3 separate regions of the Mus musculus genome follow, and regions 1 and 3 are each linked to region 2. Evidence: chromatin loops called from intact Hi-C (ENCODE). Cell type or tissue: gastrocnemius. All regions are shown on one strand. Each heading gives the region's core, and the rest is flanking DNA. Links, peaks and the distances in the headings are about the cores only.

Evidence for each region. Hi-C counts contacts between places; a loop is a spot of excess contacts. Peaks named below come from ENCODE experiments on the same cell type or tissue, not always from the same donor. Only the 100,000 strongest peaks of a DNase experiment are listed, where the experiment ranks them.
Region 1: it touches region 2 in a loop (2.4-fold over the local background); 1 of 42 quality-filtered maps calls a loop at or near these places.
Region 3: a loop joins it to region 2, with 2.7 times the contacts of the local background. A loop is called at or near these places in 1 of 42 quality-filtered maps.

Annotation. Positions count from the first base shown.
Region 1 is chr11:79,622,149-79,629,003 of GRCm38, forward strand. All of the region lies in intron 3 of Rab11fip4 (RAB11 family interacting protein 4 (class II)), which reads left to right. Rab11fip4os1 (RAB11 family interacting protein 4 (class II), opposite strand 1) reads right to left here and starts at 1,015. Exons shown (of 3, transcript NR_003283.1): 1 at 752-1,015. In gastrocnemius, for the core only: CTCF peaks have their summits at 2,902 and 3,110; DNase peaks (open chromatin) are centred at 2,357, 2,743 and 2,883.
Region 2 is chr11:79,958,752-79,965,606 of GRCm38, forward strand. It overlaps Utp6 (UTP6 small subunit processome component), which reads right to left and starts at 3,636. Exons shown (of 19, transcript NM_144826.3): 1 at 3,467-3,636; 2 at 1,996-2,080; 3 at 358-399; 4 at 35-127. The coding sequence starts at 3,558. In gastrocnemius, for the core only: a CTCF peak has its summit at 3,705; DNase peaks (open chromatin) are centred at 2,757 and 3,710; H3K4me3 peaks cover 1,913 bases; H3K27ac peaks cover 1,322 bases.
Region 3 is chr11:79,683,975-79,690,829 of GRCm38, forward strand. It overlaps Rab11fip4 (RAB11 family interacting protein 4 (class II)), which reads left to right. Exons shown (of 15, transcript NM_175543.3): 6 at 249-383; 7 at 627-662; 8 at 1,054-1,153; 9 at 1,412-1,515; 10 at 2,578-2,718; 11 at 5,641-5,722; 12 at 6,484-6,621; 13 at 6,698-6,853. Among named protein-coding and RNA genes, the nearest start is that of Rab11fip4os2, 12 kb to the left of the region's middle. In gastrocnemius, for the core only: a CTCF peak has its summit at 2,977 (motif pointing left); DNase peaks (open chromatin) are centred at 2,091 and 2,975.

The DNA.
Region 1 (6,855 bases), core at 1,715-4,214, 340 kb before region 2:
TTATTTACCTAGGTTCTCATAATTGAGCCTGATCAGATTGAGACATACTTGCAACAATGGTTCTCAACCTTCCTAGTACTAGGACCCTTTCCTCATGTTGTGGTGACACTCACATCCATGAGGTCATTTTATTGCTACTTTATAGCTGTAATTGTGTTACTGTTATGAATTGTCATGTAAATGCCTGATATACAGGATCTGATATGTGTCCCCAAAAGGGTCAGAACCCACAGGTAAGAAACACTGACTTAGAAGATTAGGAAAGGCCATTCAGGGTGGGTTGGGGAGGGTGTTTTCAGAGAGGGTTAACTAAAAGGAGATGTGCCCTGAATATACAGGCCCCGCCATCCTGTCAGACGGAATGAAAGGACAAGAAAGGGAAAAGTCGGTAGATCAGGTTCACCACCACCACCACCACCACCCTGCCCTTCCCCACCATGAGGTATGACGCTTCTACCACACATTCCTACTGCCGTGTTACTCTGTCTTACCTCAGTCTCCAAGCAATGGATCCCAGTGAGACTCTGAAACCATGAGCCAAGATAAGTTCGTCCTCCCTCCCTCCCTCCCTCCCTCCCTCCCTCCCTCTCTTCCTCGAGTCCTTCATTGACAACAGGACTAACACAAGATCTAGGGCAGGAACAGGACAGTGGGTTTTGTAAGGTGGGAACAGTAACGGATCTGGTCATTCAGAGATTCACCATCTGACGATGACTTAATTCTAATACAACAGGGTTTATTAAATACTGACCGGGGAGCTGGAGAGATGACTCAGAGGTTAAGAGCATTGGCTATTTCTCCAGACGTCCTGATTTCAATTCCCAGCAACCACATGGTGGCTCATAACTATCTATATTGAAGTCTTCTGGCTTGCAGGCATACATGTAGGCAGAATGCTGTATATATTATAAATAAATTAATTAAAAAAATATACTGGCCAAGACCATTCCTGAGACTCAAGCTCAGAGAATGGCCCCCGAATTCCATTAGTCAGGAGTTTATAAAGGCAAAACTCACGAGGCTACAAACTTCCTGCCTTTGTCCAACCAGGGGCAGGCATATATCCTGACGTACTTCCTGCCTATGTACCTCCTCCGCCTACCCATGATCAAGTGCATATCCTGTGCAGTTGGGGCAACCAAGCTTGTTTACAGAAGTGAAAATGTGTGGTTTGTTATCGTACATAAACTACAGCATTTCAGGAAGTTATCTGTCCTTGAGCAAGTGGACCTTACAGGTTACAGGCTTTTGTTTTGTTTTGTTTTGTTTTGTTTTGTTTTGTTTTTTAGAGACAGGGTTTCTCTGTGTAGCCCTGACTGTTCTGGAACTCCCTCTGTAGACCAGAACGCCCTCAAACTGAGAGAGATCCCCCTGCCTCTGCCTCCTGATTAAAGGCATGCACTACCCCCTGGTGAAGCATTTCTGCTTTATATTTCTCTTAAGCACAGTAATTTAAACTTAAAACATAGTGTTGCTATCACAGGAATAAAGAAACTGAATAACAGGAACAAAAAGCTGATTGGCCAGCATCAAACTGCTATTTTGAAAGGGTTAAGGTAGCAGGAGACTCCCTTACCGTACCAGCTAAGACCCTCCTGATTTCCACATAGCAGTTTAGTTTCCGTCTTAGTGGCACGAGACACTGTCATGAGCAAGGCTCTTTCTGTCCAGTCTGCTTAGTGCAGATGCCTGCTCCTCACAAAGGGAACCTGTAAATTTTGTCTAACAATTTGAAGATGACAGAGACTAAACGTCCAGCCGCTGTGGGGCCAGGGTACAAGTCTGGTTCCAGACTGTGCTCAGCTTGAGAACCGTTAGGGGTAGACCTGGATAACCAGGCTCCAAGTGTGTGTAAGGCCAGCGCTGAGGGCTCCAGAACTGTTTTACTGTGTCCGGTCCATGAATGCATTCAGGACCAATGGAACCAGACCTGGGACAGAGAACCCCCAATGTGGGGCTGACACTAAGTGGCCCTGGACTCTTTTTGGGCCCAGCCTTTGTGGAGGGTGCAGAATGAGTAGGCGGTACCGTCATTTAAAAATGGGATCCGCACCTCACTAAGGCCACTGACTACCCATACAACTTCAGCAAGTTCCCCTCAACATCTCAGAACCTCAGTTTTCTTGGCCAAAAAGCAGGACTTGCCCAGCCAGGCTAGGTCTGATTTAATGCAAGGACAAATCAGGGATCCACAATCATCCGAGTCTCTGCATCCCCTTCACCCTTGAGGTCCAATGTTTCAAAGACATGTCAAAACGAAGCTTGCAGTGAGAAGTTGGAGAACAGAGATGCACTGAGGCCAAGAACCCCAGGGGTACCCAGGAGCAGGGACATGTTCCATGGGCTCCAGCAGCTTCCGTGGCATCCGTACTGTCTCAACCACAGCCAGAAAAGATGGTGCATTTAGCAAAGAGGGGAAGTAGGCTCGGAGGACCTGACCCTCAAGAGGGAATTCTTTATAAGCAATGGTCTTGTTGTATTGTTTTCCCAAAATCCAGAGGTCCCAGAGAGGCAGAAAGACGGAGCCAGCAATCTCAACAACCTGGCTCTTCCCGTCTCCCCTGTAGGACTGTAGAATGTGACTGTGAGTGTTATGCCTCTTCCAGGAAGACAAACCTCTTCCCATCCTCCACACAGCTCTGGCCAGAGCACCCACTGAGGCTGTGTATTCCTAGGCATGGCAGGTGACTTGGTTTGGCTTAGTCAGATAGCTTGGTGGACATGGGCCAATTCCTGCCTGTGGGCTCCTGAGTGTCCCTGAGCCATCCAGGCAGAGTGAATCCTTAGAACTCACCGGAATCCCAGCTCCTGGAAGAGATGGAGCAAACCCATAGCTCATCAAAGTCAGAATTCCGAGGAAGCCAGCTAGAGGCAGATCCTAATGCTGTGGACCAGGCACCCAGCACCTTGCTGTGCTCCAGCTGTCCCCTAGAGGTCAGTGTGGGACCAAGAAGCCAGCCAGATTCTGGTTCTTGTGGGGGGGGGGGGGGTTGCAGTGTGTCTCCAGGGAGTACAGATCTGAGCCTGGGATTGAGGAGGTAGAGAATGGCACACAGCTGGATGTCAGGACTGCAGCTGAGCGCCCTCAGTGGAGGGACGTGAACCCTTCAGGGTGTGGATGTCACTTGCAGCTTGTGGCTTGTTGGGAGTCACCTTGAGACTATAAAGTGCTTTCCTGTTGGCTGTAGGATACATAGGCTTCTGCATCTGTTCCTCTTCCAGGTCCCATGGAGGCCGGTGCTGGGCACCACAGGCCTGGGCAAGTCCACTCTGGATGTTTATTTAACCATTCCTGTGCAGCACTAGATGCTGACTGTGGGGCATACCCTTGTCCCCAGAGCCTGGCACACCTGTTGGGGAAAGTGTCACTGTGTGTTGCTACATGTGCTGTTGACCATATTTCTCAGTTCAGGAAATGTTGGTCTGGTGAGAGGATGCCAGAAGATATCCAGGGATGGTGTCTCCAGGACAAGCTTCCACCACCACCACCCCCAAATACCACTCCCCAGTCTGCTCCAAGGGCTGCCTACTGGCTTCCCTTTTGTGTGGCCCCCCAGTCCCTATGGTAATGAGAGCTGTGGAGGAATGGGCCCATGGGCATCAAAGCAAGGGCATGCTGGCTAGGGGCTGTGGCCACCCATGTCAAGCAGTGAGGCAAAGCCTAACTATGAGAATCTGGGTACCTGGTCATCCACCTATGTGGGAAGATTAATAGGGAACCCATCAAACCAGAAGGCAGCAGGTCACCTGCTCCTGCTGTGTGGCTGCCAGTGTAAGAATCTAATGTTACCATCCATCTAAAGATGCCCAGGTCAAAGAGTCACCCGTGGTACCCTTATACGCTGCAGCCTCCCCTCCTGTGCTCTTCATAATTCTCTTTGTCACAGCTGCTGTCTCCCCAGCCTCCTAGTTCCCCACTGTTCTCTCTCCGGAACCCCCACCACAGCCACAGCAAGTGTCCCTCCCCCCAGGAGGTGAAGTAGAACCTGGGGTCCCACCTGCTTCTCACTGTAGCATGTCTCACACCCTAAAACTTGTGACGTCAAATCTCTCCTAGTTTGTTTAATTTTATTGTGTCAACATGCATGTGTATAGTAGAGGCCAAAAGAGGACATGCAGTGCTGCCTCTATCTCCCTGTTATCCCTTTGAGGCAGGGTCGCTCGCTGAACCTGGGGTCACCGGTGTGGCTGGGATTGTGTCCAGTCTGTTCCATGGGTGTTAGCATCTAAGAGCTGAACCCAGACCTCATGCTTGAACAGCAAGCACTCCCCACCGATGACCGATCTCTCCCCCTCCCATCTACTTACATTATGGGAAAGCCGTGTTCTGTCTCGGTTCTGGGCCTTTGTGATGTTTGTCTTTCTTCTGGGCCATCTGTTCTGCCCACTGATTGTCACAGGCTGTCTGGCATTTCTTTCTCTGGGTCCCCTTTGCTCCACCCTAGAGAAGGATCTGCGCTGGGCCTCCTGGAGGCCTGGGAGCCATCACTGCTCAGTCTTACTCTCCAGAAGGTTCCATTGTACTGTGGGAGGCAGTGATGACAGTGGCAGAGCCCCTTTGAGCTCCTCTCCTTCACAGCAGGCAGCACCTGTGTCCTCGGGGTTTCTCTAAGCATCTAGAAGACTAGATATCTTGTTGCTATTATTGCTTGGAGACAGGGTCTCACTCTGCTTCTACCAGTTTTTGAACTCAGTGTGAAGCCCAGGCTGTCCTAGCACTCACTATGTAGCCCAGGCTGGCCTTGAAATAACAGTCACCCTTCTGCCTCAATCTCCCAATCCTGGTATTATAGACACGAGCCACCAATCCAGCTTAATATACATCTTTCGAGCTAGAGAGATGGTTCAGTGGTTAGAGCACTGGTGGCACTTCCAGAGGATCCAGATTTGGTTTCCAGCACCCACATGACAGCTCACAACTATCTCTAACCTCAGTCCCGGACAATCCAGTGTCCTCTTCCTACCTCTGTGGCCACTGCACGCATGTGGTGCACATGTAAACATATAGGCAAAACATATAAAATAAAATTTTTCAAAGTAGATTTTTAATAGTTTTGCATTTTTTGTTTTTAATATAAGAAGCCAAGAAGACTGTACTAATTATATTTTACCAACTATACCAAAACTGTATAATATACAAGTACTGTTTACTCCCCGTCCCCAAACCTTGATATCCTGCAGTCTCCTCCTCCCGGCTTTCTCCCTCCCTTGTTCCACCAAGAACAACTCATTACCGCTTGTTATTCTGTAGTGTTGACACATATACTTTGCTATAATCTTGAGAAGTAACAAATGCCATGCAGTAATCATGCTTGTGCCTTAGTCTGTCCCCTGACAGTAGCCAAATACTCTGCAAAGCTACAGTAAGCAAAGAGGCGTGGCCCTGTCATGAGAATGGGCAGCCAGCGCAATAGAGCAGAACAGAGAGCCCAGAAATAAGTCCACATATTGGCAGCCAACCTCGCCTTTGACAAAGGTGGAAAGAGAAGTGACTCTGTTTTATGACGCTGAGAAAATTGGATAGCAAATACAGAAAAAAAGAAGAGTAGACCTCTGCCCCTCATCTCAGATGGATTAAAGACTTGATTGAAAGCAGAGAGACACAGATGGAGAAATTTGAGCCTATCAAGAATTTTTTATAAATAAAGTTTTATTAGAATACAAGCATGTCCGTTTGATAAATGCGTTCTCACCCTAACCTCCAACCCACCCCCTTTTTGAGACAGGGTCTCTCTGTTTATTTAGCCTTGACTAGCCTGGCTATGTGGACCAGAGGTCAGCCTGCTCTACCTCCTGAGTGCAGTACCACACCCAGCCCTTCTGACTGTTTTCAAACCATGGCAGTGGATTTGAATTAAAACCAGCCCTTGGTATCCGCAGAGGATTGGTTCCAGGACCAGTAAGGACACCTAAACCCGTGGGTGCTCAAGCATCGGGTATAAATGGCATGGTATTTGCATGTAGCCCAGTCATAACCTCTCATGTCCCTGTTATCATCTCCTGGTTCCTTGTAATACCTAAAGCAATGCAGATGCTATGCAAATACCTACCATAGCTCACAGTTTAGGAGCAAGGGCAAGGAAATAAGAAACAAGTCCAGGTATGTTCAACATGGCTACTTTGTCATTGCTCTGTTGGCTGTTGTGGCTTGGTGCTGGGAACCATCTTGAACCTAGGGCCTAGCATATGCTAAGCACAGCCCCTCCCACTGAGCTACACCTCCAGCATTTTGTTTTCTGCTCATGGTTGGTGGAATGCGATGCAGGACCCAAGGAGGGAGGGAGGGAGGGAGGGAGGGAGGGAGGGAGAGAGAGAGAGAGAGAGAGAGAGAGAGAGAGAGAGAGAGAGAGAGAGAGAGATAGATATGCTGCCTCCGAGTCTGAATGACTGCAGGTTCTGAAATAGGTGCCAATGCTTTTTTTAGGGAAGAGTTGTTTTTTGTTTTTCGAGGCAGGGTTTCTCTGTGTAGCCCTAGCTGTCCTGGAACTCACTTTGTAGACCAGGCTGGCCTCAAACTCAGAAATCCTCCTGCCTCTGCCTTCTGAGTGCTGGGATTAAAGGCGTGTACCACCACGCTGGCTCCCCATGAGTGCAGACTGTTCATTTAAAGGACACAAATACCAAAGCTCCTGATACACCCACAAATCCCTCTCTGAGGAGTCCATCAAGATTACATTAGATCCTTTAAAAAAATTCTTATTTGTGTTCTGTTTATGTGCATATAGGTGTGGGTTTGTGCACATCCTCACAGAGGCCAGAAGAGGGCATTCAATCCCCTGAAACTGCAGTTACAGTTATGAGCTGCCCAACACGGATGCTAGGAAACAAACTGTATCAAAACTGTCTGTAAGACCC
Region 2 (6,855 bases), core at 2,673-5,172:
GTCATGTGTCTTCCTGTGCACTCTCATCACTTACTTTCCACTTCGCTGAAGCACGACCAAAGACACCCTGGACCCGATGTACCATAGAATATTCAATCTCATCCTTCTTAAATGAATATTTAATTCTCTAAAAGGGACAAAACAAAGCCCTAGTTAATGAGTCACATTTATCCAAAGTAGCCTTCACACATGCTCACTCTCAGTATCAACAAATAAATAAATAAATAAATAAATAAATAAATAAATAAAATATCAGAGAATTACAAGTATCCACTTTGGGCACAACATTGGCTATCAACAGTCAGTGTCTCCCAACATAAAACAAACTTTAAAAAAAAAAATTAAGCATTAACTTACTGCTCTTCTTCTCTGGATCAGCTCCAAAAGATTAATTTCATACTATGGGGGAGGGGGAAACACAAAGAGAAACATGAAGAGCATAACGTTTTAAATACGGGAAATGCATAAAAAAGTTAACAACTTGAAATAAAAGACAATTTGTTATTAATAGCCAGAATTCAAAAAAAAAATCTCTAGAATGCCCTGAAAATTCACCTTAGTTCCATAAAATTTACATACACACACACACACACACACACACATACATCTATAGTAAGAGTCTTGTAGGCAGCTAAGAAGCAAAGACAACACATTACTTAGTAGCATGAGATTTTGTAAGATTTATAATATTAATCCAACTTCCTACTTAAAGCAGCATGTTCTAATTTTCAATTTAAAAATTAAAAAAAAATCTAAGTCAGGAATTGTGGCACAAATCTATACCTCAGAGGCTAAGGCTGGAGGAGGGGCGAAGTTCAAGGCGCTAGTGAAGTATGTCAAAACCGGGCATGGTGATGCACGCCTTTAATCCCAGCACTTGGAAGGCAGAGGCAGGCGAATTTCTGAGTTCGAGGCCAGCCTGGTCTACAGAGTGAGTTCCAGGACAGCCAGGGCTACACAGAGAAACCCTGCCTCGAAAAAAAAAAATCTGTCTCTACTCACTTTCTGAGTAGTGTATCTAAAAGTCTGTACCGCCATGCCTCCTGCCTCAGATTCTAAGTGCAAGCCATCAGATCCAGCAAAGCTTTAAGTCTTATGTTTTTGTTTTGATTTTTGTGAGACAAGTCTCACTGTGTATCCAGGCTGATCTCAAACTCAAGATCCTCCTGCCTCAGCCTCATTAAGCGTTAGGATTCTAGGCAGCACCATCATGGCTAACATCCTACCTTTCTGGGGACTGAAGCGATGGCTCAGTGGCTATAATTCCAAAAGGGGGGGAGTTCAGTCCCCCGAACCCACATTCACAACCATCTGTAACACTTCCAGACCCAACACTCTCTTGGGGCCTCTGCAGATATTTTTTTTCATCTTTCTGGTCTGACTCTGTACATAGTAGCCATTCTCCCTCCTTTGACAATTCATCCTATATGTTTAATCTCAACATCAATCTCTTGTCCATTTAGAAGATGGAAAAAATCTCAAAGCAAACCTCTTTTGCAGGTTGACAGTGCTAAGCAAGCCCTCTACAGACCTTCCAACCGCCTGCCGTTGTCAAACTCCTCTAGCAGGCCCACTGCCAGAAGACAAGTTTCCTGCTAAAATCCTGATACACAATGATGTTGCTGATCTACTGACCCAACAGGAGGAAATAGTTCACTCTGACAAGGACCAAGCCTTATTGGGCAATTGCCCTCCACACAGTCATCTCTGATCCTAATTTTAAAAAACGTGCACACAATCATAGAATTCTGGATTTCTGTAGAAAACTGCTGTGAAGCTCACCACTGTCTGATTTAAAATTCTTGAAGGGAGCTGGGCGTGGTGGCGCACGCCTTTAGTCCCAGCACTTGGGAGGTAGAGGCAGGTGGATTTCTGAGTTCGAGGCCGGCCTGGTCTACAAAGTGAGTTCCAGGGCTACACAGAGAAATCCTGTCTCGAAAAACCAAAAAAAAAAAAAATTCTTGAAGGGAATTAAAAAGCTATAGACTCACTCACTTGAACATAGTTGATAAAGTCTTCCTTGAGAAGGGTTCTCCGATGTATTTTGTATTCTAGGTCGGAAGCCTTCTTGATGATAGCCCTGCAGAGAGAGCAAATTACACTGTGACATTTGAGAGGTTAAATGTGATTTTTATTTGGGATATACCGAAAACGGACATTTAACAGGAACATCTAGTTCCTGAACACAGTTATCTTCCACAGGCAAAGCACGCATTCTCTTACACACTTACTCTATGCTGTTACACACTTACTCTATGCTGTTAAGAACATCCACATACAGTTTTAAACTTTCAGGAAAATCACCTCAGTTGCCAAGATCATTACTGTTCCCACCAGCAAAGTAAATAATGCCTAATGCTTTTTATTATTTATACATACTAACAAAGATTTCTCCTCCAAATTTAGGCTACTTAGGGGCTTGTCTTGGGGTGTGTGTGTGTGTGTGTGTGTGTGTATGTATACATTCTCTAGAATCAAACTCAAGGCGTTGGCATGCTAAGCAAGCACTCTGCAATGCTCTTAGCTTCAATGCTTAGGTTTTTGTTAACCAAATCTCTATCCTAAAATCTTGGGTCTATTTTCAGCATGTAAATTCTTAAAACCTAAATTGTCTCTAACTAAATATTACGACAAAGGAGTGAGCATACATGTGTTCTAAGAAAAACAGAATACTCAAGACAATATTTAAGAATGGTAACACATTTAGCACCGCGCCCCCCTTGTTTTTCCAGACAGGTAGCACTCACAGGGATCCGCCCACCTCTGCCTCCCAAGTCCTGGGATTGAAGGCCGGTGCCCTGACTCCGGGCAACATTTAGCACTTTCTAAGCGTCCTCGCGGTGTTTCCTAACGTTTTTCTTTGCGGATCCTACACTCACACTACTACTGCACTTTTATCTAGAGTCATAGAAAAGTAAACTGTTACAGAAAATCACTAAAAGTAACTGATTTTACCAAATTACCAAATGCCAACTATATTCCGTGCCCTGTGGCAGAGCGCTAAAGAAGCATAGGAAATGAATTGAATGGTCTTCAGTCTATAAGTTTAGTTAGGGAGACCTACCCACTCCCCCTGGGCTTCCGTGGCGCTGTACTCGACTATCTAAAGCTGTATACCCCAAACTTTTAAACTATAACCATTTTCTAATCGGAATTCTCCCGCCATTCACACTGCCCAGTATCCTTGACGGGCTAGGATCCTGGCTGGATCACCTTTACGGCCGCAAGACCCTGACCATTGGATGACGGTCAGTAGGAAGGGTAAACGGACTGATTATGGATCGCATTGCAATACGTTAAAGTTGAATTCTGACCGTGGTCAAATTCCAGCCACGGACTTTTCCCTCTGCTAGCATGGTAGCTACAAACAAACTCAGAAAAGTCAGCACGCCGGTCCCCGCCACACACTGGCCTCAAGCTCCCCTCCGGCCTCCCCGCTCCTTCCTCTTCCCTGATCCTCTCTCACTTAATCTCCGCGTGACTGAAGAGTCCGATGCGCTCCAGCTGTTCCAACTCCGGGATTCGATCTTCTATACGTTCCTGAATTATCTCCGCCATGAGGCTGGAACTTCACAAGCAGCCGGGCGGCCGATAAGCGTAGAGAACAGCCACCTTTCAGCCTCACTCTTAGTGATTGACTGAACGTGCTTCGTAAGTCCCGCCTTTTCCGCTTCCGCCATTGGGGAGCCCCTCTTTTCTAGCGAAGCCGCTGTCGCCTCCCTGTGGTTGACTATAGGATTGCAGCAAGAACCTTTTCCGGTCTGGGAATGCATCTTTTGCGGGGGCGGGGCTGGGGGCGGGGCTAAATCCTCGCGCCTCGGAGACCGGAAAAAGCTCCTCCCGGAATACCTGATAGGAGCTTTAAGTACGCTACCTGGAAGTCATTTGTTTTTATCATGCTCCTGTCGCAGGTTCTCGCTTCTCGTCACCGAGAACACTGAAAACTAAAAAATGTAACTGAAGACGATATTGTTAATTATGCAAATTCGATGAGGCTCTAAGGCTGCGGACCAGCTGCCCTGGTCTTAGTCGGCTGGCTTCACGAAACCAGTATGGTAACCGTGCATTTTCACGTCCCAATGAAAGCCTCTGAATGGTTGGTTCTTTTTAAAATGGTGAGAAAAAATGTATTATTTAAATAATTAGGGCCATCGTGCTACCTAGCCTGGCAACCTAAATTCGGTAGAAGGAGAGCACTGACTCCTGCAAATTATCCTCTGATCTCAACACGCGTTCTATGGCGCGTGTGCCCGCCCACGTGAATACACACACGGTTTTTAAATTAAAAATAAATATCTTGACCTATGTAGACAAAATACTTCAAAATTTTAGGCACTGGATAAATAGCAGAAACTGTCATTTGTTTTAGAAAACAATGAAAAGTTTGAAAGTTGGTGAAATAGATCAATATTTACACAGATCTTCCTTACAACATTGTCCAAGCAAATTAGTGTTTCTAAGAGATCCACCTTGGAAGCAACATTGCTGTATAATTACTACCACCTTAAAAAAAAAATCTGTGGTTCCCTTCTCTGTTAAGTTCTGGAAGATGATAAAAAGCCAAAGCAGGGCTTCTTGCTAGACCTGTTATTAGAACACTCACGTCGTTACCCCGGTCTTCTACGTGATTTATGAGAGGGAACTAGACTTCATAGTCACCCAGAGCCACCCAGCTCCTTGCTTTCCTTCCCTTTCTGTTTCACATCTTGTCCCACTGGCCTCAGAACTGACACAAAGGTCAATGTGAGCTTCATCACTTCCCAGCCCTTTCAGATCTAAGATCTGAGACATGGAAGGAAATCATGTATGTAAATTAAAGATGCAGTTTCCTTGTAATAGTAACGCAGGACTTGTTGTTATTAGTCAGAATGGGGATGACTGTGAACAGCAAGTCCAGTGTGGGCAGGAAGCTTGTAATAATAAAAAAAAAAATCAACAAATAAATGCGCAAGTGTAAGGCATTTATAACGTTTCTTTAAGTTCAAGGAAGTCAACAAGCCTGACAGATTGTAATCCTTCCTTTCCAGACAAATTTGACAGAGAGTAATGAGCTAACTACAGTTCTTTGTTGTTTTTTTTTTTTTTGGTTTTTTTTTTTTTTGCTAACTACAGTTCTCAACTGTGCTCTCCACTGTTGTTTTGATATTTAGCTGTTATACTTATCTTGCCTTAAGAATTACTATAATAAAAATGACAAAATCGTCTCTTCACCTCAGCCTGTCATAATAACAGCTGTCTCACTATGTGCCCAGTACTATGAGCAAGGCTGTGATCTTCATGTGAATCACATGAATGTTTTATTTTTGGTTGTGAGCCTAGCCTTTACAGGCTGAGCCATCTCTCCAGCCCAGTGTTTTATTCATTTAGCTGACCCTGGTGGTGAACACCTTTAATCCCAGCATTTGGGAGGCAGAGGCAGGTGGCCATCTTTGTTTGGTTGTTTGTTTGGTTTGGTTTGGTTTTTGAGATAGTGAATCTCTTATGCATACCAGGCTGTCTTGGAACTCTCTCTGTAGACCAGGCTGGCCTCTTATTCAGAGATCCATTTACCTCTGCCTCCCCAGTGCTGAGATAAAGGCATGCAATATCACACACAACTCTATTTTGTATCATCATCATCACCATTATATCAACCTAAGAAGGCTGAAAACACCTACTAAGGAATGGGGATGGGAGGGGACATCTAGTTCAGTGGGCTAGTGATAGAACACAGACAGTCCTAAGCTCAATCCTCAGAAACAGTTCACCCCCCCGGAAAAAAAAAAAGGAAAGAAGAAAAGGAAAAATTACCAGCCTTCGTCTCTAAAACACATTTACATGAAGTTTGCATTTTATTTCACATAACTCACTAGTATAGCTTTACACTCCTGATCCTGATCAGCCAGAATCTCCCATGTGCTGGCACTGTGGGCCACTGTGCTTGGCTTTTATTTGTTTGTTTGATTGTGTGTGTGTGTGTGTGTGTGTGTGTGTGTGTGTATTATATGTATGTATGTATTGCATACATCTATGTATTTGCACCACTCATGTGTCGTGTCTAATGCCCAAATCAGAAGAAGGTGGCAGGTACCCTAGGACTAGTTGCAGATGTTTGTGAGTTGCCACGTGGGAAGTCCTCTGTAAGAGCAGCAGGGTCTTAACCACACTGAGCCATCTCTCCAGCTCCCGTGTGCTTGGCTTTTTAAGTAGTTGTTTTGTTTGTTTTAATCTGTTGTGTGTATGACGTGTGTATGATATGTGTTGGTGTGTATGTGTGTTAGTGTGTATGATATGTGTATAATGTGTATATGATGTGTGTTTGTGTGTATGATGTATGTCTCTGTGACTGAATGATGTGAGTTTGTATGAGTGTGTGGACCCACGGGACAATGTTGGGTGTTGAGCCCTGCCTTCCACTTTCTCCCAGTTGATGCTTGAAGCAAACAACCTGGCCCTTGAGTTTCCTGGGATTCTCCTGTCTGCACTCCTGGAGAACCTGGGTGACAGGTGGGTGCTTTACATGAATTCTAGGGATTCCAGTTTCTGGGGATCCAAACGCTGATGCTCATACTTGTATGGTAAGTACTTTAACCACAGAACCAGCTCCCAAGTCAAGTGGTTATTGTAATATAGAGTTTCATGATCCCTGTCTCAATGACCAAGAAAGAGAGAGGCCAGAAAGATGGATTCTGATCACCTACAACCTTCAAGGAACAGTTCATCCCCATTTTGGTGCTGATGAGCCAGTTTGGAAAACAGCAAACTGCCTTCTGCTAAGATCCTGAGACAATCTCACAAGAATCCCACCATAGGAACACTAACCAGAAGTTAAAACGTCCACTCCTGCCTTTAACACATTTGGATGTATACTTGAAA
Region 3 (6,855 bases), core at 1,480-3,979, 280 kb before region 2:
ACACACACTCACATGCACTCACACGCACTCACACTCACTCACACACACACCTCTATCTCTGGCAGCCAAGGAAAAGGATGCTCTGGTTTATTTCCATTCCTCTGCCACAAAATAGAAATAAGAGCCTTGGGGAACTAGGTTGAGCAAGCTCAGTGAGGTGGGGCGGGGCACAGCCTGCCAGCAGCACAGAGAGTGACCTCCCCTGCCTGTCCAACCCCCCCCCCCCGCCCCCCCCCCCCCCGGTCCAGTGCGGGACAGACCCCAAGGAAGATGCGACATGCCTACAACAGCGAGCTGCTGGACGTGTACTGCTCTCAGTGCTGCAAGAAGATCAACCTGCTGAATGACCTGGAGGCCCGGCTGAAGAACCTGAAGGCCAACAGGTGAGGCCACAGCCAGAGGGGCAGGGCCAGGCGGGACCCATAGCACAAGGCCCATGTGCGGTCAGGTACAGCGTCCCTGCAGGGCTGCCCCTGGGGCGTTTCCTGCAGCACCTCACTGAGTGAGGTGTGATGAGTGATGTCCCTTCAGCCCATCATACCCGAGTGTCGGGCAGTGGGCAGGGTGTGGAAGTGTACTCATGACCCTCTGTTCAGTGACTGTGTCCCCCTTCTCTCTCTCTCCAGCCCCAACCGGAAGATCTCAAGCACAGCCTTTGGACGGTAAGACCCTCTTGGGAGACAGAGAGCTGAGTGCTTACCACTCAGAGACAGCAGAGGGGCGGAGCAGCCCCTTCCCGTGCCCTTGCCACCCTGTCCCCACTTAGTAGGATCAGCATCTTCAGATCCTCACTTCGTCAACCTTAGTGGGCCTTCTAGTGTGCCCATGGCTGTTTGTGTTACCCTTCCGCTCAGGACCGGGCTTGGGGAGCGCCCTGTCTACCATCCTTAGAGTAGAAGTCGTTTGGGTGGGAAGGTCAGGTGGTCAGGTGGAGGATTCCTCCTGTGACCTCTTTTCTGGCAGCCCCTGTACTGAAAACTCACCCAGCCCGTAGCCTGAGTTGGGGCCCAGGCTGTGGCAGACATGGCAGGCAGGTGCCCTCCACCCCCACAGGCAGCTCATGCACAACAGTAACTTCAGCAGCAGTAATGGCAGCACCGAGGACCTGTTCCGTGACAGCATCGACTCCTGTGACAATGACATCACAGAGAAGGTGGGCCCTGGCACTGTCTGCACGTTCCTGGGATGTGTGGGGGACCTGCTCCGGGCTGCTCTCTGGGGACTTGAACCCTATGCCCACCTAGGAGTCCAGGGCAAGAGGGGCTCTAATCACGTGGCCCTCCCTTCCTCTCAAAATATGAGCGTTCTTTTTTGCGTAGTCATTTGGAGATCCTTGTCGTGGGCTTTTCTAGATTCTCAGTTCCGTGCCTTCAAAAGCCTGTTGTACCCTGCCCCACCCTCCATGCTGCAGGTGAGCTTCCTGGAAAAAAAGGTAACAGAACTGGAGAACGACAGCCTGACGAGCGGGGGCCTGAAGAGCAAGCTGAAGCAAGAGAACATGCAGCTGGTGCACAGGTCTGGGGCACGGTGGCCCCGGGGAGCGCAGAGTGGGTCCCCAGTCTCTCCGGCTCTGAGCCACTTGGTCTAGATTCTAGACCTGCTAGATAACTCCCCTGGGTGTATAGCCCCAGGGCTTGTGACTCCCACCGAGTGAGAACAGCTGTTCTCAACCTGTGGGCTACAACCCCTGCAGGGATTTCATGTCAGATATCCTGTATATCAGATACTTACAATTTATAACAGTAGCAGAATTACACTTATAAAGTGTAAAATAATTTTATGGGTGCAGGGGGTGGGGAGGGGGGGAAGGTATTAGGAAGGTTGAGAGCCACTGGCTTAGAGTGCTAGGGCCTGACCTCCCTTCCCGGGGACATGCCCCTGTGGCAGGGAGTGGAAGGCAGGAGGGCCCAGGAGGCGCTGTGTGTGGCCAGATGGTGATGGAACGGATGGACAGCAGGGAGACTGGGAAGGACAGATAGCAGGGAGACTGGGAAGGATGCTTCCCATGCTGTCTGGCCTCCCAGATGCAAGAAACTTGGTAGACTTCTCTGTGCTGGGTCTGGTCCCACATGCTGGGTCCCCACATGGCCTTTTTGTATGCCCCAGCCCAGCCCGATGGAGGGACTGTGGACTGTTGGACTTCCGGTAGCCAGCATTGGGTTATCACTCCAGAGGGGCCTGACCTCTTCCTGGCTCTGGATTTCTTATGGCCATTTGCCAGGATGGACCTAAGTAATTGGAGTGGCTCTGGTCAGGAAGTCCATAGAAAAGAGAGGGTAAGAGTTGGAAGCCATTGGTGTAGCTGTGGCCAAGCCTGCTGCCTTCACTGTCTTCCGTGTGGCCTCGCTCCCCTCTGGAGCTTTTTCTCTAGATCTACTTCTCCCTGGAGTGTGATTGACACACTTCTTGTTAGATGTCACAGTGTCCCTAATTCACCTGTCAGCTAAGCTCAGGGCCCATAGGCCTGGGAACCCGCCACCATCACAGTGAGTGTGCTGAGGGCCTCGACAGGGCTCAGGCCCTTGTTCGATGGGACGAGAGTGCACCCCGACTGAACGCGTCTGCGCCCCACCTCAGGGTGCACGAGCTGGAGGAGATGGTGAAGGATCAGGAGACCACAGCGGAGCAGGCGCTGGAGGAGGAGGCCCGGCGACACCGTGAGGTCTACTGCAAGCTGGAGCGGGAAAAGAGCACAGAGCTGGAGCTGCTCAACACCAGGTGGGCACCAGGCGGGCACCAGGCCTCGTGCCTGCAGCGCCCCGCCCCTCTGCACCCCGAGGGTAGTGCTGCCCCCGAGGGTTTCCGGTAAAGCTGAGCCAATCGTCCTAGCATTTCTACTTAAGATACTATAAAATTGCACCGGCCAGTTCTTCAGGGAGTAGGCAGAGTGAAAGTTCATGGTAGCCATGGTGCTTGGGCAGAGGAAGCCACAGAGGAGGGTCAGAAGGCTGGGTCTCATAGCTAGGCCTGGAGCGCCCCCTGCTGTCAGATCGTCTCCTGAATTTGAGTGTGGGTAAGCTGAGCCTGTGGCCTCCTGCATACACCAGCATCTTCCTTGCTAGAACCCAAGTCAGAGGCTGGAAGAAGAGTACCGGCCCTGGTCACAGGGTTTCTGTCTGCTGTGTAACCCCGTCTATCCCCTTCTCTGCCTGCCCCACACCATGCATCGTGTGCTTTGTGATGAGGCTGTGGTCTTGTCACTGGCTGGGCGTGGTGGGGCCCCTGGAGGGACAGGCACTGTCCTGGTATTCCCCGGCCCAGGTGTTTAAGCAGAGATTGGTGAGGAGACCTCCCAACTCATGTGCCTGAGACTCCCCACCTTTCCCAACACCTTCTCAACCTTCCTAAGGCTGTGGACTCTTCACTACAGTGCCTCATGTTGTGACCTCCAACCATAAAATTATTATTTCGTTTGCTATTTCATAACTATAATTTTACCACCATGAAGAATTGTAATATGAATGTCTGATATGCAGGCTCTCTGATAAGGGACCCCCAGATTGAGAACCACGGCTTTCGAGGCTGTTATTTGCAATATGGCTCTGGGGCTGGAGTCCTAAGGGGCTGCTCACATTAAACACTCCTGTTTTAAATGACTACAGGCTCAAGAGAGGTGGCTGGGAACAGAGAGGTAGAGGAGAGAGGGCAGTGAACAGGGCCTGAAGCAGGAGCACAGAAGGTCAGGCTCTGAGGGTAATCTTACCTGCTGCCCTTCCCACAGCTCCTGGGGCGGTTCGTGTGCAGCCATGGATGGTACTTCCCATCATTGGCATACTCCCTCCTCACTTCCTTAGCCAGCTTCACACCTCTTAGCACGGAGGTCCAGACTCCTCCCTGGCCCTTGTCTGGAGGCCTTCCTAGGGTACCCAAGGCCTCATTAAGGTTGATAAAAGCTTCTCCAGAAAGAGGAGGCAGAAGCTGGGGCGAGGGCACTGCCAGAGTCAGATGTGGTTCTGTACATTCTGTAGCCATCTCACCTGCCTATAAAACCATCTGAGTGCCAGCCCCACTGGGTCACTGTAGGGCAGCTGTCTGGAATCACTCCATAGAGAATCATTGCCTCCGATCAGAGAAGCTGCCGTGAGCACTCCGAATTCCAGACGAGGGCTAGGGATGGAGAATAGAGAGCAGATATGGGCATAGCCTTAAGACTACAGATGCTAACGGGAGAGCCCTGTGCTTACCAGACATAGGACTATTCTCCTCCTCCTCCAAGAAGTGGCCTTCCTCGGTGTTTCATGAAGGATTTTGTGTATGTGCATGTGTGTTCACATGTGTGCATGTTGAAGGCCAGCTTTCAGAAATTTTTAGATTTTGAAATATATATTTATGCATACATACATCTTGGAGATAGGATCCTGTCTAAACATGACATTTCTCTTTCTTTTCCTTCCTCCCTCCCTCCCTCTCTCCCTCCCTCCCTCCCTCCCTCCCTCCTTCCTTCCCTCCCTTCCATTCTTTTTCTGAGACAGGGTCTCTCTGTGTAACCCTGGATGTCCTAGAACTCACTCTGTAGACCAGCTGGGTTCAGACTTAGAGGCCCACCTGCCTCTGCCTCTGAGTGCTGGGATTAAAGCCATACACAATCAAGCCTGGCTCCTTTGTTTTTTTGTTTTTTCTTTTTTTTTGTTGTTTTTTTTGGGTTTTTTTTTTTTTGTTTTTTTGAGACAGGGTTTCTCTGTATAGCCCTGGCTGTCCTGGAACTCACCCTGTAAACCAGGCTGGCCTCGAACTCAGAAATCCGCCTGCCTCTGCCTCCCGAGTGCTGGGATTAAAGGCGTGCGCCACCACACCCGGCTCCTTTGTTTTTAAAATAGCTGATGGTGCCAGGGGGATGGCTCAGTGGGTAAAGTGCCATACAGAATTCGCGTCTCCAGAACATACATAAAACCAAACACAGCAGTGTGTTCTGTAACCTTAGTGATCTGCAGCAGAGATTGGAGAACCCCCAGAAGTTGGAGGGTCAGCTGGTCTGGCAAACTAATAAAAGATTCTGTCTCAAATAATTTGAAAATTCTGTCAAACTCATTTTCAATGTGACCCATGTACACTACCCCCCCGTACATGCACAACACACTGAACTCACACACAGTTAAAAAGTAACTTAAGGACTGAAAGTAGTTTTATATATACACACACACACATATACATACATATATATATACACACACACATACATACATACATATATATATATATATACACACACACACACACACATACATACATACATACATACATATTTTTGAGACTGTCTCATGTTACTCTGGCCACCCTGGAACTCACTATGTAAACTATGCTGTTCTCGAGCTCAACAGAGATCTTCCTGCCTCTGTATCCCGAGTGCCAGAATTAAAGGCACTAATAATTCCGCACATGAAGCCATTTCATGGTATACAGGATTTTGGCTTGTGGTATCACGTTAGTGCTTAAAAAGCCTTGGATTTAGGAACATTTGGGATTTTTGGATCGGGGACGCTGGACCTGAGTTATCCTGTGAGACATTTTCTTACTCTTGTCTCCATTTTCTCTTGGGTGGTAGTTTCTTTCTCCTGGAAGCAGAGGCTGGTTGTCAGATGCCTCCTCTCTAAGGCCGTTTCTGCTCCAGAGTCTCTGAGCCATGCCATCTTTCTTTCCCAGGGTGCAGCAGTTGGAGGAAGAGAACACAGATCTGAGAACGACAGTGGCTCGACTCAAGTCACAGACCGAGAAGCTGGACGAGGTGAGCCGCAGGTCCCAGCAAGATCTGGGTTCACAGAGTGATGGCAGTCAGGGCTGGATCGCAGTCACAGGAGCCCTGACGTATTTCCCTACAGAGAAGACGTACCAGGGTATGGTAGCACACACCTGTGATCCCAGCACGCAGGCTGCAGAGAAAAGAGGGTCATCCTCTGCTACATCATCAACTTTGAGGCCGTCCTAGGGTACATGAGAGTTTTGTCTTAAAGATAAACAAAAGCAAGTTTATTAATTAAATAGGAAGGACAAGTGAATGACTTTCGTTTCTGAATTTACAAAATTTCAAGTTTTCTACTGTGGAAATTTAGCCTGCCTTAAAAAAAAAGATTTATTTATTATTTATATGTAAGTACACTGTAGCTGTCTTCAGACACTCCAGTAGAGGGCATCAGATGTCATTACAGATGGTTGTGAGCCACCATGTGGTTGCTGGGATTTAATTCAGGACCTTCATAAGAGCAGTCAGTGCTCTTAACAGCTGAGCCATCTCTCTAGCCCCCTAGCCTGTCTTATATACTGTAAATGCCTTACATTGTAGAATTCTCTTCTTGAAGAGGGTGGGCTTAGCTCCTGTTTGGACAGACAGCTTCTTCTCAACCTCTGTCTGACACTACTGAAGGACATCAGGGGCCTGGGACGTTTCCTGCTATGTTTCTAGAATGTCCCCATTTGCCACACTGAGGTCCTGCAGAGTGCAAGGGCCCTCTCAGGATGCCTGCCCTGACCATGTCTGCCTTGTCCTAGGAGCGGCAGCGCATGTCTGACCGGCTGGAGGACACCAGCCTGCGACTGAAGGACGAGATGGACCTTTACAAGCGCATGATGGACAAGCTGCGGCAGAACCGCCTGGAGTTCCAGAAGGAGCGGGAGGCGACGCAGGAGGTGAGTCACAGGCCAGGGCCCCCGGGGCTCCGCTCAGAGTTACTGCTGCAGCCAACAGGCTTCTTTCCCCGCACAGCTCATCGAGGACTTGCGGAGAGAGCTGGAGCACCTGCAGATGTACAAGCTGGACTGCGAGCGGCCAGGTAGGGGCCGCAGCTCCTCTGGCCTTGGCGAGTTCAACGCCAGAGCCCGGGAGGTGGAACTTGAACATGAGGTCAAGCGTCTGAAGCAGGT